Linked DNA regions of Homo sapiens: region 1 is linked to region 2. A link is a loop called in an ENCODE intact Hi-C map of the cell type or tissue named here. Cell type or tissue: A673. All regions are shown on one strand. Each heading gives the region's core, and the rest is flanking DNA. Links, peaks and the distances in the headings are about the cores only. Region 1 has its middle 100 kb from the start of SS18. Region 2 overlaps SS18 (SS18 subunit of BAF chromatin remodeling complex).

What was found. A loop is a pair of places that touch in the nucleus more often than their neighbours do. Peaks named below come from ENCODE experiments on the same cell type or tissue, not always from the same donor. Only the 100,000 strongest peaks of a DNase experiment are listed, where the experiment ranks them.
Region 1: a loop joins it to region 2, with 4 times the contacts of the local background. A loop is called at or near these places in 1 of 110 quality-filtered maps.

Annotation. Positions count from the first base shown.
Region 1 is chr18:25,980,674-25,992,911 of GRCh38, reverse strand. No RefSeq gene overlaps it. Among named protein-coding and RNA genes, the nearest start is that of SS18, 100 kb to the left of the region's middle. In A673, for the core only: a CTCF peak has its summit at 6,708; a DNase peak (open chromatin) is centred at 6,741; H3K27ac peaks cover 825 bases.
Region 2 is chr18:26,039,573-26,051,810 of GRCh38, reverse strand. All of the region lies in intron 5 of SS18 (SS18 subunit of BAF chromatin remodeling complex), which reads left to right. Among named protein-coding and RNA genes, the nearest start is that of SS18, 45 kb to the left of the region's middle. In A673, for the core only: no CTCF peak of the experiment used is centred there; no DNase peak of the experiment used is centred there.

The DNA.
Region 1 (12,238 bases), core at 3,858-8,857, 58 kb after region 2:
TAAAATCTGCTGACTCCTCATGGAAAATATTCTGTTTATATTTTATATTTCCTGCTGCTTTCTTTCCATAGCCTTTATTGTGGAGTATTTACATGAGAATAGGGCCTTTGTTTTTTAAAAGTTCATTTGTGCCTGCTGTTTCTTGTCTCCCCTGAAGTCACAGCCCTGTGTTTGTGACATACGTCGTGCTTTTCATATTGAATGCACTCAATGAACCCTAAATAGCTAATTTTCCCATCATGTCTGAGTTATCTAGGTTAGTTGAATTAGCCCTATTTTCCAGGTAGGGCAACCTAAAGAGATAGAGAAGGTGGTCATTTGAGGACATCTGAGTCCAAGTAAAGAGCCCTTGCATCTCTTGTACTAGATGAAGCCGTTCTCCTTGGTTACAGTTCATTCTGCTGGGTTATGATCATGTATATTATGTTAAGCTTACTCTTCCTCTGCAATATTGCTGAAGAAAAGGGAAAGGAAAGATGCACAATGTATGATGAAACTTCACTAATAAATAGTTACTACTACTATTTCTCAGGGTAGTGGTTTCTGAAAAACCTGTTGCGAAAGTGGAGGCAGTGGCTCTACGTAATACCATGTGTGCATGAACCAAGGGGTGAGTTCCAACTTTGAGCTCTCCTTGTCTACATGTTGTCTATACCTGGACCAGAACTTTGGGGTCAATTGGCAGATAACAAATTGAATCATTAAAAGAAAATCCAGTGTATTCATATTAGCCATTAAACTAGCTCGATTTATTCAGATTCTATTGATATGTTCACAGATTTAAGGATTTGCTTACTGATTTGTGATCAACAGCAGTGATGATTAAAACAAAATGTAAACAAATCTATGGAGCAGTTTTAATACTCAATTTGTTTCTGCAGAGAAAGATAAGTCATGCAGTTCTTTTTTTTTTTTTTTTTTTTTTTTGATATAGAGTCTTGTCCTGTTGCCTAGGCTGGAGTGCAGTGGCGCCATCTCAAGTCACTGCAACCTCTGCCTCTCAGGTTCAGGCAATTCTCTTGCCTCAGCCTCCTGAGTAGCTGGGATTACAGGCACACACCATCACGCCCGCTTAAGTTTTGTATTTTTAGTAGAGACGGGGTTTCACCATGTTGGCAAAGCTGGTCTCAAACTCCTGGCCTCCCGCCTCGGCCTCCCAGAGTGTTGGGATTGCAGGTGTGAGCCACTGCATCCAGCTGAGTCATGAAGTTCTTCTAAATCAACAGTAAGAGTGTCCCATGCATTCCTGCCCTCTGGGACATCCTCAACTTTCTATTCTTCTCCTCCCGACCCCCATAGATTACTATTAAAATCCTTCAAGGCTCTTCTCAATTGCAACAACCTCTATCTCTCAACCCATCTTTTTCTTTTGAATCCACATTGTATTTTGAATGAAGCTCTCTAATATAAGTGATCACAGCCTACTGTCTTAGCCTCCTGCTAGATTATATACTTCTTGGGGGCAACGACAATAATTAATTCATCTTGATATTCTCTGAAGGCCTAGGCTTCCAGAGGTATTCTTCTATTCTTTCTATTTGAATAGTGTTCAATTCAGTGCTAAAGTAATGAAATGTGATATTTTAAAATATATATGTCCTCTTTCCCCAGTTGGGTTAGACTTGGATAGAGAATCTAGTCTCAGGGTAAATCCATGAGGAAGACCGAATGTTAACTGTTACTAGGAGCATATCCAAACCAAATCCAGGATGACAGTTTTGGTGAATTTCATAATTTTGTAGCATCCTTGTAATACAGATTCCAAAACCTTGTAGTTCCAAATTTCCAAAGGATCATGTTACCTTGGTAGGAAACCAGGGACGACTGTAAATGGAAGCTCTGCTAAGTGTCATCTATTAAAAAAAAAATGGGACATAAATAGGGGGAGAGCATGTTTGTTATCATATGTACCAAGAATTAATTCCACTGTTATTCACTAACCTTTAGGAATCTGAAAATAATATGCCTGTTGGCTATTTATGTTAGAACAGATGTAAAATTAATCGGTCTAGCTAACAGTACTAGGTCTGCCTGATGGGTGAAAGACTTTAAAATAGTTCTCTCAAAACAGGAATCATAAAAAAGTCCTCCAAATCACATTATTAGTAGGCCAAAATATTGTCATTGTGTCATGTCTATTCATGTTTCCCCCTCTTGTGAATCATTTTTACCTTCTTCCGGGAAACAAAGGATCGTTTTCTCTGAATACCTCGCCCTTCCTGGAAGGCAGTTTTCTTGCCCACTGTTATCAGTGCCTTTGGTCAGAACAGTAAGTCTAATCTGAGCAGCCGGGTATTAGGCTGCTCTTCCTGGTACTGGGATCCTCTGTACCCGGCAAGACTGGGCAGCAGGGGCTAGCCCTGTTGGAGTCCGGAGAAGGCAGGGTGCACCCTGTTTGCCATGGTATTTGAAGCGACGTGCCCCCTAATTCTCTTTCTGCCTCGCTTGCCATTTTGCTGCTAACATAAAGATGGAAATGAATATTTTATTAAATATTCTATTTCTACATTGATTCTGAACCTTGAGTCACATAGGAAAGTTATCGATTAAATTTTTAGATGAGAATGACACCTATAACCCATAAAAGTGGATTAAGGTAAGCCAAGAGCTTTATACCTTAAAAAACGATGTAAACAGCATTTGACTTTGAAGGAGAGAACCTCCGCTTGAGCCCCGGCTTCAACATTTCCTGAATAATCCCACCCAGTTGCCAGTAAATATAAATCTTGGACGCGTGAACAGTTCTATTGTTTCATGGCTATTATCCAGAACCTTCCTTGCTTAGTGAACGCCCACTTGCTGCCAAGCATTGTATTTTTCTGTCTTGTCCCTCTCTTAACTCCCAACATTGTTTAGAATATAGATTCACACTCACTTCACTGCAATTCAGACTTACTTCCCTCTGACCCTCTTTTAGCTCAGTTATCCAGCCCAGCACCAACCCCTGGTGACCCAGCACCCAAGAGCCTGTAACATGAGAGTTACACATAACTTCTCAGAGCCTCAGTTTTCCTCATGCGGATAATGTAGCCAATGAGCTACCTTTTATTTTGTGAAATTAAAGCACCACGTTAGTTCAATTTTATTCATAAACTTATTAACCACTGTACTGGGCACCAGGGGTCTACAGATGAATAAGTCACAGTTTTCTTTCTTTCTTTCTTTCTCTTTCTTCCTTGCTTTCTTTTTTTTCCCCTCTCTTTCTTTCTTTCTTTCTTTCTTTCTTTCTTTCTTTCTCTCTCTCTCTCTCCCTCTCTCTCTTTCTTTCTCTTTCTTTCTTTCTTTCTTATTTCTGACAGAGTCTCACTGGGGGTCTACAGATGAATAAGTCACAGCTTTCTTTCTTTCTTTCTTTCTTTCTTTCTTTCTTTCTTTCTTCCTTCCTTCCTTCCTTCCTTCCTTCCTTCCTTCCTTTCGAGTCTCACAGGGGGTCTACAGATGAATAAATCACAGTTTCCCTTCCTTCCTTCCTTCCTTCCTTCCTTCCTTCCTTCCTTCCTTCCTTTTCTTCCTTTCTTTCTTTCTTTCTTGCTTTCTTGACAGAGTCTCACTCTGTTGCCCAGCCTGGAGTGCACTGGCGCCATCTCTGCTCACTGCAACCTCTGCCCCCCCGGGTTCAAGCAATTCTCCTGCCTCAGCCTCCCAAGTAGCTGGGATTACAGGCATGTGCCACCACACCCAGCTAATTTCTTTGTATGTTAGTAGAGGCAGGGTTTCACTATGTTGGCCAGGCTGGTCTCAAACTCCTGACCTCAAGTGATCTGCCCACATTGGCTTCCCAAAGTTCTAGGATTATAGGAGTGAACCACCACGCCTAGCCTAAGTCATAGTTTTCTGCAGAGACAAACAAAAGTCAAGGCTTATGGAGGAATATACGGGAAGTTATGGGAGTAAGGGGGTGCTCAGTGAAGTGTGAGTTTATCAGCTGGGATAGTAGAGAAGATGTGTATATGAAGGCTTTCAAAAATCACACTTGAGCTGAGTTTCAAAGCACCTTTAGGAGTTTGACAGGTGAGGAGACAGGATAAGACCATTCTAAGTAAAGGGAACAGAGAGGCATTAAAAAGCAGTGGCCACACAAAAGAGAACTGGCCTCTGTCATTCTAGGCAAGTGGCTTAATCTTTATGCACTTTAGTTGCCAAAACTGTAAAAAAAAAAAAAAAAAAAAAGGGGAGGGCAGTGTTGGGGAAGGGAGGGCATTATTTGTGATCATGGTTTTAGTTAATAGGTGTTTGTTAATTTTGTTATTATTTCCCCTCCCTTTTTGGTTATACTGTAGGCTAATTTTGCTTTGGGGAAACCATGTCTTATCTGTGGGTGAACCTCGGAGTTCACTCTCAGCTTTGAGGGGAGGTGTGTGTCTTGGACACAGGGCAATTGGCGCCTTGCATCTATTGGTTCAGGAATGGACACATGAGGAGGGCCAGCCAGACTCAATTTTTAGATTTTTGTTTGAATTCTCATTTTTTGAGCTCTCTCTTCTGGATAATCTTGAACCTAAAATTACACTGGGCATAGGAAGTTTGGAGCCAATATAAAGAAACCAGAGCTCAGAAGCGGGAAAAGGAAAACCAGGCCCCAAGATTCTTGCTCTTTCCGCAGTGAGGCCAAGCCTGACACGGATTTTACCCCTGGACTCTGCTGCTATTAATCAGTAGGTCTCCTTTATGCATAAACCGGTTTCTGTCCCTTGACATAAAAACAAAACTTCTGACTGAGATAGGTTGTTTTGAGGACTAAATGAGATAATATATTAAACGTTCCTGGTACCACATTTGACGTATAAGAGATCTCAAGAAATGCTAGCTCCTGCATGAGCAAAGGCCTAGAGAGCTGAGAGCATGCCATGCATTTGGGGAATTGCTGGTAAGTTGCTGTGGTGGGGACAGATTGTGCTCACGAGGAAGTGGCAGGACATGAGCTGGGCCCATGAGCAGTCGCAAAGACTACAGATTATACCTTGGTAAACAGTTTGAACTTTGTCCTTAAAAAGTTTCAAGAGTGATGAAGACCATAATGAAGAAAGACAGGACACTAGGAGGACAGCTGTCCTGGGCACCCAACCCTGTTTAAGGGATGAGGAAAAACACATGGCTTTTCAGCTGAGGCCTGAAGGTTGAGCGTAAAGTTTGGAACATCATTCATTCTGACCTCATTGTGGAGAATGAATTAAAGTGAGGTAAGTATGACCCACTTGGATGTCACTTCCATGACAGCAAGAATTTTTGGGGTCTGTTTTGTTCACTGTCATGGCCTCAGATTTTTAAATAGTGCTTAACACAAGGTAGGTGCTTAAATATTTGCATGAACACCGTGGTACAAATGGTAGTAGGAAAAGCTTTTTTTTGAGAAGGAGTCTCACTCTGTCACGCAGGCTGGAGTGCAATGGCGTGATCTCGGCTCACTGCGACCTCCCTGTCCTGGGTTCAAGCGATTCTCCTGCCTCAGCCTCCTGAGTAGCTGGAACTACAAGCACATGCCACTACACCTGGCTAATTTTTGTATTTTTAGTAGAGACAGGGTTTCACCATGTTGGCCAGACTGGTCTTGAACTCCTGACCTCAGGTGATCTGCCCGTCTTGGCCTCCCAAAGTGTTACGATTACAGGCCTGAGCCTCTGTGCCTGGCCTGGAAAACATTTTAGAAGGTGAGAAATTCCAGCAAATAATTCAGGCAAAAAATATTAAGAGCCTGAACTGAGGTGGGGGGTGGGGCAGGAAGAAGGGGGTTGGTATGGATTTAATATGTATTGATAGGGTAGATTTAATAGATCATAGTGACTGGGATAATAATAAAAATAGCTTCCATTTGCTGAGAATGGAAACTATTCTCTGTGTTCTGAGCTCTGTTAGATTAAGGATAAAAAGCTGTACCTCATTATCTCACTTGTTCCAGAGAGCAGCAGCTTACTTTATTCACTGTTAAACCCTACTGCCTAGCATAGCACCTGATGCGTACCTTTTTGTAAAATGATTAAATGAGGCCTTATGACAAATTTAAAGCCAGATATTGTATTAGATAATAAATATCTCCACTTTACATGTGAGAAGGTTAAGGCTCAGAGAGTGTAAGTGATTTGCCCAAGATCTCACAGAGTTTAGGTTCAAGCCTGGCTTTGCTCTGCCCCCGTAAAGCCTCTGCTTTTGCCCTTGGTTTGCTGACTACTCTCACATGGAGGTAGTTTGAGGGTGAGAGGAAGGTCCAAGGTTTTTAACTGGTCAAGCGGGCAGATGGTGATGCCCTCCCGTGAGAGCACCTGGAGACGAGCAGGACGGTTCTGGGTATGTGGGCCCCGGGGGTGGTGGCTGTGGGACAGCAAGGGGAGGTGACACATGAGCAGGTAGAAATACAAGCGTGAAACTGAGAGGCAAGAGCTGAGCTGGAGGCAGACATTTGGGAGTCATTGATTATAGGTGATAGGTCGAGCCCTGAATAATCTAGCATTTAATGGATGTGCACAGCCGGCTGAAGATTAGCCAGAAATCAGGGAGACAGCATTTAGAAGCCAGGAGGGCAAGATGTATGCAATGAAGTGAGCTGCCAACCCAGCAAATGTGGTATGTTGGCTACAAAAAAGGAAAAGGAAGGAAGGGAGGGAGGGAGGGAGGAAGGAAGGAAGGAAGGAAGGAAGGAAAGAAAGAAAAATTAAGAAAAAAGAGAGAAAGAGAATTGTCCATGTGGATTTAGTGATTGAGCAAGAATTGCAGTGGTGTTGTGTGGCCTGGTGGAGACAGTCAGTGCATACTGAAGGACTTGAAGAGGGAGGCTGTTGAGGAAATAAAGCCATTCAGTAGTCATATAAAAAGCTTGGCTAATTACTTCCAGTCAAGTGCAGAATTCAGGAAATCCATTTTTTCCCACCTCAGACTTTTCTATAGAGATGAAAGCAGGCTAAAAGAAATATCAAATACAGGCTTAGTCCTAATGAAACAAAGTCTGGGGAAAAGTGAATATTGAAGTGTAGGCTCTACACTAAAGGTGTGGTTTTAAGAGTGTGTTTTTGTACATATGTTGTTTATGGGTTTGCATTCATTTGATTATTCAACAAATACTTATTGAGTGTGTCTCCTGTGCTAGGCACTATTCCAGGAACTGGGGAACGTCAGAGTGATCTTTAAAACTTCAGAGTGAACTTTAAAACTTTAGACTGAACTTTATTTTACTTTTTATTTTTGTAGAGTGAACTTTAAAAAAGACAAAAATCTGTTTCCTCAAGGAGATTTCTAGTAAGGAGTGCGTGTTTGTGTGTGTGTGCGCGCACGTGTGTGGATGTGTGTGTGTGCAGTGGCCTGGGGAAGAATAAAGCAGAAAAGGAGGATTGGGATTCAGGCTAGAGGGGTTACAATTTTAAGTAGGAGGCCAGGAAGGGCTCCCATCACGACATCTGCTTCAAGAGTATTTTAGGCAGAGAGAACATAATCATATGAACAGCTCAGAATTTTTTTTTTTTTTGAGACAGAGTCTTGCTCTGTCGTGAAGCAGGAGTGCAGCGGCACGATCTTGGCTCACGGCAACCTCCGCCTCCCGGGTTCAAGCGATTCTCCTGCCTCAGCCTCCTGAGTATCTGGGATTACAGGTGCCCACAACCACACCCGGCTAATTTTTGTATTTTTAGTAGAGACAGGGTTTCATCATGCTGGCCAGGATGGTCTCGATCTCTTGACCTTGTGATCCACCTGCCTCGGCCTCCCAAAGTGCTGGGATTACGGGCGTGAGCCAACGAGCCCAGCCAGCTCAGAATTTTTTTAAACATTAGGTAGTAGTGGCCAGGCACAGTGGCTCACGGCTATAATCCCAACACTTTGGGATCCTGAGGTGGGAGGATCACTTGAGCCAAGGAGGTCGAGGCTGCAGTGAGCTATGATCCTGTCACTGCACTCCAGAGTGAGACTCCATCTCTTAAAGAAAAAAAAGGCAGTAGAGCCATTTTCTCTCTCCTTGGGTCACTCTGCAGAATCAGTGCAGATAGTTAAGTGTGAAGTATTCTGAAAAGAAATAGTTCTTCTGAAGGGAATTTGTCACTGGTGCCCCTTAATCATTGCCTCCTCTAGTCAAATGTATTGGCCCTGTGAGGTTCTGGGTCTAAAACTGACCAAAAGAGAGAGTTCTTGTCACTCTAAAGACATGCTAGAATAGCAACTGTAAAGACTGATGAAATTTAAAATATCAGTTTGTCTTTTGATGTTTATATATAAATTTACAATGATGTTTTACTAAGTATAAATGAGTTCATTTTGCCTTTGCTCAGAACCACTTTATGAGAGAAATGTTACATATCATCCCTTTGTATTTGCCAAATCTGGACTTAATTCCATTTTTCAAGAAATTGTGTTTGCAGAAATAAGGCCACATGGAAATGAACAAATAATACAAAATTGAATATAACAAACCCCTCAAGTCCTAGAGAATTAAAACCCTGCCAGAATTATTTATAAAATGTGCACCAGTATCCAGAAGTATTTACAATTTACTCGATGGCTTGTAAAATCTGGTGCAATCCAAACAATACTTGGTAGTTCCATGAGACCCAAAACATGTTTCTGAAATCCTGTGCCCAACTCACTGCAAAGCAAAGAGCCCCATATGGTGGAAGCATAATCCTTACATGCAAAATTCTTCATAACTAGACTTTCAGGGCCATTCAGAAGAGAAGTAGATTTCTGCATGTACCTCTGGGCTGCTCTCTAGTTAGTCTATCAGTAGAGATGAACATCCAATGTCCTATGACTCAGTGAAGGTGTTATAAGATAGGGAGTTGGGAATTCTGAATTTGGGGTTGGTGGGAGTAAAAGGGGTGTGATGGCACAGAAGTCAGAATGTGGGAAAAGTGAGGATTGTAAGGCCCTTTGAAATGCAAAGGGGCATTTCAACACTAAACAATCAAGTGGTTGATTCATGTTTGAGTGATGCAGACTCAGATCAAGCTTTAAAAGTTACCCAGGATATGGCGATGCTGCGGGGAACACTGCAGAGGGATTGTGGTGTTCCTCTTCACTTTGTTGAACTACACATCCCTTGTTCCTGCTACCCATTCAGATGGTGGCAACACAATGCCATCCATCTGTACCTCTTTGAAACAAGAATCTCACATTCATGCATCCCTTTTAAATGGTGGATACAAGAGCCAACTCTTGCTGCTATCATAAGGTCTCACAAGGCTGTTAATCATCAAGTACTGATAGCTACTGTTCAGCGTTGGATGAATACCAATTAGAGAGATGGGGCGACCTGAGGAATGGAGAGGAGAGAGCGGTGGGGGACTGGCTTTGTTGTTTTGGGGAGGGGTTGCCAAAAAATATTACCTAGGGTGCCAGTGCTCTTCTTGCCAACCCTGAGGGGTGAATAATGAGCACGGCAGCCTAATTTACAAAGTATAAAGTAGGGAATGAATCAGAGCATCCTATTATTCTAAGTGAGGTTTGTTTTTCTAAATCGTAATGGCTGACTCGAACTTGTTTCTAGTTTTCAAATCAGTCAGCGTTTGTCGAAACTTTATAATTCTGTTTGCATATTCTCTCTTGGTAATCCTCCTTTATAAAAGTGGTTGTATGAAGCTCCAGGCAAGCTTAGAAAAAAAGGCTTAGAAACCAAAAACTTACCATGTGGAAAAGAAAAAATTTACCAGGGAGCATTGAGGAGAATAGAATGAAGAGTCCCTCCAAGTTAAAGAACGTCTCAGTTGGACAAATAGTCCACATTGCAGCAGATAGCTTAAACTGATAGGGCTTTTGCCAAAATGAGATTTTACTTGCCCATGCGCATGTCTCTGCCCAGCCAATGATACACAAATCCAGCATCCAGCACAGAGACTTGCTGTCTTGAGTGCTCCCTCCTTTGTCTCTCACAAATCACTGTCGGATATCAGAAGTCTCTCAGCATCTTTGGATGTGTCTTGAGGGCAGTGATTCTCAATATGAGGATAAGGTTTTATAACTGGCTACTATATCAGAAGCAAACTTGTTGAGAGCCAACTACAGACTTGGGAATAGGGGAGGGAAAACATATTTTCCCCCAGTTTAGTTTAGAGCTGTCTTCCACTGCCCCAGAGTGCTAAGAACACAGCATGGAGCTGCTCAGAAAACCTGATTAGGTCCCACAGTGCTAAGCACATAGAGTTTCAAGAGGCTGGGAAATTGTTCATACCATTGGAAGTCGTATGAAAAACGGCCCATGGAGGGAGGAGGGCAAAAAATTAAACTGAGATGACTAAGAAACATATTAACTAAAATTATGTTTGATTTGCTATCAAGAGCTCTGCTCTTTGAGATGGTTGGGAGAGTGCTTCCATGGGGAGTTGAAAAGCCATATTCAAGGCCTCTCCTGAATTGATAGTGTTCCCAGGGCTGATGTGAACACTTCCAGGAGTGGGGACAGCCACAGAGACCTTTCAAATTGGATGGGAGGCCCTCGTGATGGATTTGAGAAGAAAAGTCTTGAAGAAATAAGACAAAATAACTTAGCTGTAAGAGTTGTTCCTCTGTTCTTTTGTTCCTTGTGTGTAATAGGCACTCAAGGAATGTTTATTCTAACATATTAAAGTAGTGTGCAGTTTGAAACCAAGTAGTGGATCTGGCCAGATGTTGTTTCTCAGATTATTATCCCATGACAAGAAACACCACACTCTGTGTGAACACAGTCAAAAGACAGCTCTGTAGAAATTTCTCCTGGACTCAAGCATTTTGGCTCATTATTTTCTCAGGTGATACATGATCTTGAGACTGTGAAAGTCATGGCTATACTGAAATGCCAGCTAGAAATAAAAGCAAACACTATGTAGCAAAATATTATATTGAATATAATCATGATGGCAACTGAAAAGCAAGCATATTTTGGGAGAGAAGGAGAAGAATCTATAGAGGCTGGCTCAGCTACAAAGCTGACTTTGACCTTTTGGTTGATATACTAGTTACCATTAGTGGTTGATTGGACTTTGCCATAATTAAATCTTTTTTTACCTTTAGGAACATAAGGCAATGAACTTCATGCAGATAGGTGTGTATTTGCCTCCCTTTTTCTTTTTCTTTTTCCTTTTTTTTTTTTTTGAGACGGAGTCCCGCTCTGTCACCAGGCTGGAGTGCACTGACGTGATCTCGGCTCACTGCAACTTCCACCTCCCAGGTTCACGTGATTCTCCTGCCTCAGCCTCACGCCACCATGCCCAGCTAATTTTTTTTTGTATGTTTAGTAGAGACGGGGTTTCACCATGTTGGCCAGAATGGTCTCAATCTCTTGACCTCGTGATCCACTCACCTTGGCCTCCCAAAGTGATGGGATTACAGGTGTGAGCCACCGTGCCCGGCCTTGTCTCCCTTTTTCTTAAAGCAAAACATTAGAGGGTATATGCCCTCATATGTTGATACCCTTTGCAACCTTCCAACAAAATCATGGAGAATGGGAAACATTAATCCATCTCTGTTGATAAGGAAGAGCGAAAAAGTGGAAGCTTGAGAAGGGCGTGGAAGAAAGCCTTCGGAGTTGTTCTGGGGAAGACACACTCCTGAATGGTCACAAATGTTACTTTAAAAAGAAGTTCCCTCTGCATAAAGACTGCCAGATAAAAATGGATTAAGTCCAGACTAATGAAGAAGCAAAGCAGAGTAGTATCTGTAGAAGAAAAACTGAAACAAGAATGGAAAACTTCATAAACTGCCAGGCACGGTGGCTCATGTCTGTAATCTCAGCACTTTGCTCCTAAAGGAGGGTGGATCACTTGAGATAGGGCGTTCGACACCAGCCTGGTCAACATGCTCTTTGCTCCCAAAGAAGGGTGGACCAAGGAGGGTGGATCACTTGAGGTAGGGAGTTCGAGACCAGCCTGGCCAACATGGCGAAACCCTGTCTCTACTAAAAATACAAAAATTAGCTGGGTGTGGTAGCAGGCACCTGTAGTCCCAGCTACTCAGGAGGCTGAGGCAGGAGAATCTCTTGAACCCAGGAAGGAGAGATTGCAGTGAGCCAAGATCATGCCACTGCACTCCAGCCTGAGTGACAGAGCGAGAGTCTGTCTCAAAACAAACAAACAAACAAAAAACTTCCTAAACTTGGGTTGCCAATTTGCCACAGATTGTGAGATTGGAGAGACATATGACAGCTATGAAGATAAAAGCAATTTGTCATAACAATTCAAGTGCATAAAAGATCAGTCTAAGGACTAAATTGAAAATGTTTACAGCATTAATATCTTGTCAACATTTCTCTAAGAACCTCAGTGAAAGCTGTTCTGGAAAGACGAGAGAG
Region 2 (12,238 bases), core at 4,264-9,263:
AGATTTTTAATAATTTTCATGAGATATACTGAAAGCAAAAGGAGATAATAGAAAAAATTGCCAATCATTGTAGCTTCACAAAACTGGCACTTGCTACATTTTTTTCCCCCAAAGTTACTTAATGCTTATGGTAGAATTATTTTTTTGTTTTTATTAGGTCAATTAAAAGTCCAAACAACAGCAAGATCCAGTCAGTGCTAGATCAGAAGGGAGTTCATGTGTTTCTCTATACAGTTTGGTTACCAGGAGAGAGAACAGGAAAATTGATGATTCTGACAGCAACTCCATTAATGATGGCACACTTCTTAACTTCTTAGAAACCTATAGTTAAGAAAAGGTATGGTGTGCACAAAAAATGGATGTTGCTGCAGCATGGTTTGATATGACATAATAAGATTCGAAGAAAAAAATAATGCATATAGCAATGTGCATATTGACTTTTTGGAGAAAAGTATTGAGGTGTTTTTAGAAATTTTTTGTTCTTAGGGACCAACTTTTATTTTTAAAAATGTCGTATTTTGTAAGTATGTGTAGGTCTTCCTTTTACTATAGTACAGTAGTTATATCACTTTTTGCCTTGTTCTCATAGTTATAAATTTCTTCTTTTTTATTTTTATTTTTTGTATTTTGTTAAAAGAATAGAAACAATGTCTTGGTATGTTGCCCAGGCTGGTCTTGAACACCTGGGCTTAAGTGATCACCTGCCTTGGCCTCCCAAAGTCCTGGGATTACAGGCATGAGCCACTGCACCTGGTCAGTTTATGAACTTCTTAATAGAAAATAGGCTGTACAGAAATGACCAGGTAGAGATCTGAAGAGATTAAAGACAATTTTCAAAAAGAAAATATGGTTAAAATCATTGAGGAAATTTTTATTTGTTTATTTATTTATTTATTTATTTTGAGACGGCGTCTGGCTCTGTTGCCCAGGCTGGAGTGCAGTGGCACAATCTCTGCTCTCTGCAAGCTCCGCCTCCCGGGTTCACACCATTCTCCTGCCTCAGCCTCCCAAGTAGCTGGGAGTACAGGCACCCACCACTACGCCCGGCTAATTTTTTTTTTGTATTTTTAGTAGAGACAGGGTTTCACCGGAAATCTTTATTGTTTTAAAAATCTCTTTAGGACAAATAAAAAACTTCATTTAAATTTTGATATTTCAGAATCAAAAGAACACAAAATTACAGTTACCAAAAAAGAAAGTTATACAGTGTTCTGGCAGCACCTAGTTTTTTAATCATATGAGTTTCTTATAAAAGCATTTTAATTATATGTTACCTTTTAATAAAGAAGTTCATGGTGAGTTTTATTAATGAATTTTTTTACTAGATGCTAGAGGATGATTGAAGAGTTTTATTAATGAAGTTTTAATATTCATTTCATTATAAAACATTTTCTTAGTTTTTATAAAAATAAGCTGCATATTTTACATTGAAAGTTTTTCTGTTTATTATTATTTATTTTTATTTGTTTTAATTCAGCAACTAAGCTAGTATTGCAAAATGTTTTTCTCTGTGTTCTCTTAGAGGGTCTATTGCTTCCAGGTGAGCACTTTAGCACAAATTTTTTTTTTTTTTTGAGGTGGAGTCTCACTTTTTGTCGCCCAGGCTGGAGTGCAGAAGTGCAGTCTCGGCTCACTGCTGCTTCCGCCTCCTGGGTTCAAGCAATTCTTCTGCCTCAGCCTTCCTAGGGGCTGGGATGACAGGTGCCTGCCATCACGCCCAGCTAATTTTTGTATTTTAGTAGAGACATGTTGGCCAGGTTGGTCTTGAACTCCTGACCTCAAGCCATCCATCCACCTCAGCCTCCCGAAGTGTTGGGATTACAGGCGCAAGCCACTGCGCTGGGCCCAATTTTTATGTTAATTTGTTTCTTAAACTGCTGGCAAAATGTTGCTTAAGTATAATAGTCAATCCAACATATATTTTCCCATGTTATTGTCACTGTTACCCAGATAAAGTTTATTTTTTTGTCATTTTGAACCTTAAGAGAAAGATCTGGCTGGGCGTTGGTGCCCTTGCTTGTAACCTCAACACTTTGGGAGGCTGAAATGGGAGGATCACTTGACCCCAGGAGTTGAAGACCAGCCTGGGCAAGATGGCAAGACTTGCATTTTTTACAAAAAGAAATGTGAAAATTAGCTGGGCGTGGTAGCTTGTGCCTGCAGTCCCAGCTACTTGGAGGTGGAGGCAGGAGGTTCACTTGAGCACAGGACTTCGAGGCTGTAGTGAGTTTGCTGGTGTCACTGCACTCCAGCTTGGGTGACAGAGCAAGACCGTCTCTAAAAAAACAAAAAGAGTAACTCCAGTTTTCAGAGTAAACCACCATCTTCCTACATAAACTTATTTGCATATAGAGCATAAACTTCACTAGAATTCAACAAGCTCTATAAAAGCAGGAAGTGTGTTCTCTGCTGTATCCCAGGTGCCTAGAAAAATGCCTGAGGATGGACACACAAAATCTTATTTATTTCTTTCATTTCTTCAGTAAAAAGCAAGTGTTATATGATCACCTGTCTGAAAAATGTTTATTTAATCAACAAGTACATTCAGTGTATGAAAAGGCAAATTGTGTAGAAGGGATTTCTGAAGATGTTATATTGGACAGATACCTGTGTATTTTTCATTATCAGGCATTAGTAATTATAGCTTTCCACATTTAACAGAATTTTACTAATTATATATTCAAATATAAAGAATTTTACAAATTGCAGTGCTTGTGTTAAAGAATATGTTTTGTAAGTTCCATGTGTGTAATTCTTCAGATTTGGATATGTCTTGGCCCCCTGTAGCTTACTGTATGTGGGACCTTTGACTAAATTACTTAATTTCTCTAAGTAAGATTAAGTGAAATGATGCATGTAAAAATCCTGACTTGGTAATCATTTGCATAATTTTTATAAAATCAGTTGGCTAATCATCAAGCTTTTTTAAAAAGGTGAACACAAAAACATTTGAGATTGGTTTATCAGCTACTGTCTTATTTTAGCCACAGCATCTAATTTATTTCTGGGTGTTTTAATAGTATTAAGAAAGTGTTGATTCACGTGGCTAAGTTGCAAATGACAATATCTTCAAAACACTGTGCTTTCTGTCAGTGTACTCTTTGGTTAGACTGACCCAGAGGCTTGACATGAAAGTAGAAGGAGATTTTTCTTTCAGTACCTAAACTGTTCACATTCGTTATATAAGTATGAAGGGCAAAGAGCATGTATTGCCACAGCTGAGATTGTTTTCTCTTATTATTATCTTATTATCTCTTACTATTACACAATGGATTATTAAGAGATAGACGAAAAGGAGGTGCTTGAGATAGGCCTAGCATTTACTTTTACATATGTATTTTTACATGGTAGTTTATTTCCTTTACCTCCGCTATTCGTATATATAGATCTTTCTCATTTTTTAAATGGCAACATTCTTTGTATGGATGTATTATAATACAACAAAGCCATTTTCACTTTTGATAGATGTGTCTAGTCTTTTACAAATACTTCTGGAAAAAATGTCTTTGTAGCTATGTCTTTGATTACTTGTACAAGATTTTTGTAGGATAAATTCTAGAAATAGAATTATTAAAATATATGAATACTTGAACTACTTGAGAGACATTGCCAAATTGTTTTCAATAAAGGTTGCATGAGGCCACATTCACATTCCTACAGCATATAAAATGCTTACTTTACTACATACCCAGTGACAGTCTTCCTATTTGCTAAATATATAGCGGAAAACTGTAAACTTAATTTCTTCAATTATTAGTCAGGTTGCATAACTTTGTATGTTTATTTGCTGTTTGCATGTTTTCTATGAATTGCCTGTTCATGTCATATATTCTGTGGTTTGTCTGTTATTGAAGGAGTTGTTTATAGGTTAAGTCTGTTTGCCTTATGTGAATTTCACATGTAAAAACATTTTGTTAGTTTTAAGAGGTAGGAATTTAACCTTTATTTGTTGTTGTTTTTTGAGACGGAGTCTCACTCTGTCGCCTCACTCTGAGGCTGGAGTGCAGTGGCATGATCTCGGTTCACTGCAAGCTCTGCCTCCTGGGTTCATGCCATTCTCCTGCCTCAGTGTCCCAGGTAGCTGGGACTACAGGTGCCCGCCACCATGCCCGGCTAATTTTTTTTGTATTTTTGGTAGAGACGGGGTTTCACCGTGTTAGCCAGGATGGTCTCAATCTCCTGACCTTGTGATCTGCCCGCCTTGGCCTCCCAAAGTGCTGGGATTACAGACAGGCATGAGCCACCACGCCCGGCTGGAATTTAACTTTTTAAAATAGTTTGTTTTAGTGATAGGATTCTGAAATGGTAATATTCATGAAAAAATGTGATTTTTCCCAATTATATCAGAACTTTGACCCAGCATTTGCTAAGTTATGGTATTAATAGATTTACTAATTACTAGTAAAATACTTTGGAAGGTTCAGCATGCTTATTAGACTATTAAAAGGCCTGAGAAGATTTTTATTAAAGAAACTGATTTGATTTCAGTTAACATGAGTATATTACCATGGAGCTTTTCTTCTTCTTCTTTTTTTTTTTTTTTTTTTTTTTGGCATATTACTTTCCAAAGGTAACAGCTAATATTCAGTAAGTACCTGTTAGTGCCAGGCGCTAACAGAAACAAAACTATCAAAATCCTTTGCATGTCTTCTTTAATTCTCACATCCTTGAGGTAGTAGGTAAGGTACTATTACTATCATTCTGTGCATGAGGAAACAGACATCCTATGGAAATACAGGCAGGCCTTGCTGTATGCAATTCTGATATACATGAATATCAGTTACTGCAGTTAAGCTAAATAACACCTGTTCCCCCAGCACCACCATTTGAATTTCAGTTACCATAGCACATTAAGAGTAATTGTATAAAGTATGAACTCTTAGCTGCTCTTTCTTCAGTCTACAAATCACTACATAAATAACAGATGCCTGTCATGATAAGTGATGGATGTTACTTTTAGATTTTGTCAGTGATTGGTCACTGTGCATCTGTCAGTTCATGCACATACAGCAAAGCTTGTTGTTGTGTTGCTTCCTTGGCTCCCAGCAGTAAACCTATATGAGATTTTACAAACCTGGATAATTGAAAGAGGGACTTGGCCAACATAGATAAAAGTGCAACAAAGAAATGAAAAATGATAATGCTAGAAATGAAACCCAAATTCAGTGTAAATGGAGTACTGAAGAAATTGCTGACTGTGGAAATGCTGACATTGCTGCCATTTCAGAGAATCTGGATATGCACTGCAGGTGCTTAAAGAAGGAGAACTCATTGATACAAATGAGAGAAGTAGTTGTGATGAAAAGGATGAAAATGTCCCAGAGGAAGCAAGACTGGCAAAATATTTCACATTAAAGAAATTCTTGGAAATATTTCACAACTTTGAAAGTGTAAAGGATAAAATGTTGGATGCCAATCCAAACTTAGAAAGGAGTGTGACAATTTGCTAAGCCGTGGAAAAGAGACTTACTCTAAATCGTCATATATACCATTAGGAGAAGGGAACTACTTTTTAAATTATTCTTGACAGGATTTTTACAAAGAAGTGAAACACTTTAATTCTCAGTGTTTCTTTTTTTTTCCTTTTTTTTTCTACTTCTTTTTTTTTTTTTTTTTTTTGAGACGGAGTCTTCCTCTGTCACCCAGGCTGGAGTGCAGTGGTGCAATCTTGGCTCATTGCAACCTCCACTTCCCAGGTTCAAGTGTTTCGATTCTCCTGCCTCAGCTTCCCGAGTAGCTGGGATTACAGGCACATGCTACCATGTCCAGCACATTTTTATATTTTTAGTAGAGATGGGGTTTCACTATATTGGCCAGGCTGGTCTTGAACTCCTGACCTCAAGTGATCCACCCACCTAGGCCTCCCAAAGTACTGGGAGTACATACAGGCGTGAGCCACTGCATCTGGCCAATTCTCAATGTTTCTAATGTTTAAAATTACAGTGAATTAAATATTTTCTCATTTCCCTATGTATTTTTAACTGACAGTAATAGAGTTTTCAGTGTTTTGACCAAAATTTTAAAGGCCATGGAATAATTATGATTTTTTTCCCTACTGATTATTAAGATCGTTTTGCATGATTTCTGCTTGCATGGTCATTGATATGGTCTGATCCTACTATGCAAAGTGAACACTATAAGGTTTTATAGACACTTTGGGAAATGCTAGTAAGTTCCTAACAATATGAATGTTATAAGGTTAAAAGCTACTCATTTATCTTAAGGATTCAGATACAAATATGTCAGATGATATGTGTTATGAAGAGAAATATGCAAAGTAAAAGGAAAAAGAAAAATAAGCATGTATGCCATTTTAGGGTGGTGAGCAGATACCTAGAAAAAGAATGTGGCACAGGCAGATGGAACAGCAAGTATGCACTGGAGCATACTTGGTGTGTTTGAAGTATAGCAAGGAGACCCGTCGAACTGGAGCGGAGTGAGTGAAAGTGGGAAGTCATAAGAAATAAGGTCCAAGAGATAGTTGAAGGCTAGGCCTTGAAAGTCTTTCAGTCCATAAGGATTTTAGATTTTATTCTGTGGAAGGAGATATACTGCTGGAAAGTTTTGAGCACTGGAATAACATGATCTGAATATATGGTTTTCAAAAAATGCCTTTGGGCAGCTATATAGAAAATGGGCTGTAATTGGGCAAGGGTGAAATAGGGAGACCTGTTAAGAGGCTCTTGTTGTATTTAAGAGATGATCGTGGCTTTAAATAGTATGATAGCTATGGAGGTAATCAGAAGTAGTCAATTGTGGGATATTTACCATGTATTTTGAAGGTAGAGCGGATTTGCTGACTGATCAAATGTGGAGGACAAATGCAAAGTTTGTGTTGTCCTCTCCTTGAACAGTCACTATGTGTTGTGTTCCTCTCACAGATGTGTGATAATACACACAGGGTATATTGCTGACCAGGGGAGTTTCCCTTAGCCTTAGTGTTCAGAGTTTTTATTGGGACTGTATTATGTAGATTTGATTAATCGCTTGTCCATGTGGTTGATCTCAGTCTCCAATCTCGATCCTTTACCCCCCTGCTTGGCCCAAAACCCCCATCCAGGATGAAAGGAGCTACAGGAAATCCCAATTAAGTAAATTTACTAAATTTTTCTGATTTTTTTCTGATTTTAGTAATCAGTAAATATTTCTGATTATTAAAATAACTGATGTTAAATTTGAAAAATCTTGGCCAGGTGTGGTGGCTCATGCTTGTAATCCCAGCACTTTGGGATGCCGAGGTGGGTGGATCACCTGAGGTCAGGAGTTTGAGACCAACCTGGCCAACATAATGAAACCCTGTCTCTACTAAAAATACAAAAATTAGCCGGACGTGGTGGTGTGCAACTGCAGTCTCAGCTTCTCGGGTGGCTGAGGCAGGAGAATCGCTTGAACCTGGGAGGCGGAGGTTGCAGTCAGCCGAGATTGTACCATGCACTCCAGCCTGGGTGACAGAGCAAGACTCCGTCTCAAAAAAAAAAAAAATCTAAAAAAATATGAAAAGCATACAACATAAAATAAAAAACACGTCTTACTTCACTATATTTTAAATTATTAGGCAAATTCACTTAAGTATAGTAGCCTATACTTAGAATCCTTTAAGCAGTACTACTTATAATTACATAATTTTAAAAAATATGTGTTTAATTATTTTTCTTTAGACTCTGAGTTCTATGAAGTGAAGAACTGTGTCTTATTCTGTTCACTGCTTTATCCTATTTGTTGACTGATTAGCTAGATAGGTATCCTCTTGCTGTAAGTGTCCCCTGAGGGACAAAACTGCCCACAGTTGAGAATAACCAGCTTGAAGAAATGGTTAGTATGAATAACTGTGTGTAAAGATGGTCTGTGTCACTAAAGAAACAAATGACAATAACAAAATTGTTATTGATATTATTTTTAATACCTTTTAAAACTTTTATGAGATTTTTTCTAAAGTTCTAATGTTATGAAAGATTTTGTATCTTTTAATGAGCTGTTGTTCTCTTTACTTGCTAGAATCATGTTTCCATTTTTTCATTGGTTGCTGGAAACTCAGCTAAATTTGTGCTTGGCTGCAGTGACCTTACTGAACTGGGCTAGTCATCCTACATTTTCTTACTTGCTCTTGTTCTTTTATCCTTGATATTGTATCTAAACATCTTATTAACTACTAAAAATTCTTGATGTGGACAGGTGTATAATTTAGGTAAGTAAAGAATCCTATTCTTTTTAAGCAGCTATTTAAGCAGATAGTAAGTTAGCTAATTGAGTTTTTTGGAATACAGGGATTCTTGCAAATAAATTATTAGAAATAACTCCAAATAAGAGCTATAATTGGGTTAGAGATTAAATGGTTAAGGAACAAATAGTAAAATGTAAGCAGTAAATGATGAAATATGAATGTGAAAATAGGCCTGAGGAGGGTATTATCTATGGAGTTTCATGGTCTTAAGATAGGTGGGGTGAAGAAATTTCTTATATTTTAAGGTTTTTATATTACAGTGATAGAGATATATTATACAGAACTCTTTTCATGGGAGATAGTGGCATGGGAAAAGTACAATTTGAATTTGGAGAGGAAGTACACATAGTGATTAAGAGCACGGGCTTTGGACCATTTAGTAGCTATGCTACTTTAGAGCCTTTCGTAGCAGTACAGCTTTGGGTAAGGTCCTTGATGTTTGTGAGCCTTAAAATGTTGTTGTCTGTGAAGAAGTCGATAATAATACTACCCGTTTCATAGGGCTTTGGGGAAGAGAAATAATACAGGTAAAGCTATTAGCTTAGTGCCTGGCTAATAATAAGTGTTCATTAAATGTTAGCTGTCATTTTAAACAATATTATTTAAAATAATTTGTAGATTAATGATACAATTTTTATAAAATTTTAGTGTATTGGTTTGTATCTGAGGATGTGAAATACATGTGTATATGTATGAATGTTCTATATATATAGAATATTTGTAAAATTACATTATTCAGAATTGACAGATTAAAACAATGTTTTCCTTATAGTTAAGTATTTAAAAATTATTTTTTTCAGTCTACCTAATTGTGTGTCACTATAGACAGTGACAGTGCTCATCACATCTCTATATTACCATGGCTCCTAGCCTGGGGTGTTGTACCTAATAAGTACTCAATAAATTTGATCCTTGACTTACTCTTCAAAAGAAAATTCTTTTTTTTTTTTTTTGACCACTGACTTAAGATAAAATTAAGTATTAACCATCTCATTGGAGAAAAGAATGCCAATAATATAAAATATGGTAATTTGGGAGGTTTTTACATGTGTTTAAAATAAAGGATGTTATTTTCATAGAATATCTATTAGAATATAAAACTCAAAATGGGAAGAAATAATGTGCTAATGATAAGTGTTTGTTATATGCCCTTGCAAAACACTTGCAAAAATATATTCTAGGTAATTAAGACATCAGTAGGGTCTTTGCATATGTATTATCACGCTTTGTAGTGCGTCTTAACATCAAAATTGTTTATGTAAAAGATGAAGAATAACCTTAAAGTCTGTAGTAATGTATGATACCATTGTTTGCAGAAAATGGTTGTAGAAGATGCATTTTATAATGCTATTTCACTCTGCAGTACAAATTTTTAGAACATATTTTGGGGTAACCTTTTGAGTTTGCTTCTCTTAGTTTCATTAGTATCTCAAGAGATAATATACATTGCCAGTGTAGCATAATTTCATTATCCTAAGAAGGAAAATAATATACTTCCTAAACAATCAGAATTGAAGTCATAGTCATAATTTTTTTTTTCTTTAATGGATAAGGCTTCGAGGAAAATTATGAAATGTATTGTGCTTTAGTAGTGTTAGCTGACTGCATTCTCTCTGTGGTTTAGGCTTGATCATGAATGATGTTGGGATCCTCTGAGGGAGAGAAGTGACAGTAAAAGAAGGGTAGTAATTGAGCTCTTTGGGATTGGAACTGCTCACAGTCCCAAAAGATAAAGCACAAGTGGCATGGTCTTTTCTATCTAGGGCTTAAGCTACAATTACTTTGCTTTCCTTTAGAGCAAGGTTTAGTGTTTTGTTATGTATCTTTTTGGATTTTTTTTTCTTTTGGCTATTGTGGTTTTGCTTTCTTTTTGTTTCTAATATTATAGGTTTTAGTTATATAGTTACCTTCTGTTAAGACAAGAGGTCTTTAGACAGTGTTGGAGAAGAAAAGGCAAAACCTTCATTTACTGAAAATGAATTACATAAATGTCCGATCAGGTTACCTATTAAATTATGAATGTTAGTGTTTAATAGTTTAGTATATGCAACATATATTTGAAAATTATAACTGCTATTAAACTAGTGTTTTGGAACTTTTTTGTTGCAAATTATTTGCTTCGGAACTACTGAATTTGTTTCGTGTTTTGTTTTGTTTTGGTTTTTGAGGCAGAGTTTCACACTTGTCGCCCAGGCTGGGGTGCAGTTACATGATCTCAGCTTACTGCAACCTCTGCCTCCCGGGTTCAAGTGATTCTCCTGCCTCAGCCTCCCCAATAGCTGGGATTACAGGTGTGCACCACCATGCCTGGCTAATTTTTGTACATTTTAGTAGAGTTGGGGTTTCACCATGTTGGCCAGGCTGGTCTCGAACTCCTGACCTCAGGTGATCCACCCACCTTAGCCTCCCAAAGTGCTGGGATTACAGGTGTGAGCCACCACTCCTGGCTTACGAATTTGTTATAGCTTATGTTTTAATAGAGGCAATGAAAAATAGAACAAACATGTGCTTCAAAATAAAATTTGAGGTTTGTCTTATTCTCAGTTTTTATCTATTAGCTGTGTAATCTTGATTTTTAGATTCCTTGGCTAAAAAAATTGAGAATTAGGGTCCTTACCTCTGGTAATTGTTAGGAGTTTGTAGGAAATGACTGTGAAACCATGTAACTGGCAGTGTTGTAGGGTACCTTCAGTATTAAGTTCTCTTCGCCTCTACTCTCACCCAGCCAGTTTGTCTCTACTAAGACTGTATTTCCTTGTTGAAAGAAAGGTCCCAGAGTTTTTGAGAGGCTTACATTCACATTTATGAGAATAAAATTGAAAAGGAGGAAAAAAGAAACAGAAGCACGGAAGGCAAATAGGAGAAAAACAGTTATCTCTGATAAAGTACTCCTTCAGATAAAACAGTTCTTCTGATTGGAAATGTGAAGTCTTTCTGCTTACATCATTGCTGCTGTTGTAAGTCAGTAATATATTTGAAGAGGTGGGCTTGTTTTGTTTTTAATTGTTTGTTAAGTAATTTAATAGTGAACTTTTGGCTCATTTGGGCAGTTTCATCTGTGAAACCTTTCCAGGCTGTCTAGTACTTTGCCTTTTGTACTTAAATTTTCTCCATGTCACTCAAGGGGGAGGAGGAGTATGTAGCTATATAAGCAGCAAGTTGGGAAAAGACTCATCCATACTTCTGAGACAGTAATGTTATAATGGCAAAATGATGAGTTCCCCATACCGTAACTTGGCCCAGTAAACCTCTCAGGAGCTGCTTAACATTGTTAGATGGCAATGTGGGACTTTATGGCCATTGTTTATTGTTTCCTGTGATACATTTTTACTGTTGCCAGTGTGATACTATAGCAGTGGTAGTTTGGCTACCCCAGTATTGCTCACTTTGGAAACTCTGTAGTTCAGATTTCTTAGCCTACAGCTTGTTGCATGTCTCTGCCTGTTTTTAGAGGTGTGAGAGTCTTTATGTAATGTATGTGTCTTTTAACATATTAAGCAGTATAGCCATTTGATTTGAAGGAGGCCTTTTTAGGTTATAAATCTTGTAGTTGGGAAAGGGAAAGAAGACTTTTTAAGATTTTGTCCTAAATTAAAGCTTATGAAATTATATTCGGTGTTTGTATAGTTTTCCTGTCTACCATTATATAATGAGTGAGTATTGAAAAAGAGAACAAAGTAAAAATCTAGAGATTTGGTTTCTTTTCCTTAGTTTGACCACTGTTTTGCTGTGTGATTTTGTAAAGTTTACTTTTGGTATATTTTCCAGTGTAGCATAAGGATGATATCTTCTCAAGAAAGATGGTATAGATAAATATTAGATAGTGTGTAATGGAAAATACACACATTCAGGATGTTCATATATTATATGCATTTTATTTTAAAAAATGACTAAGAATCATCTTCCAGTGGATTTCAAGTTAACCACCATGGATTGGTTATTTTCTTTTGTTTGCACATTATTTTAGGCATGTGAATTTTAATTCAAAGACTTATTTTTATTATTTGAAATCAGTTT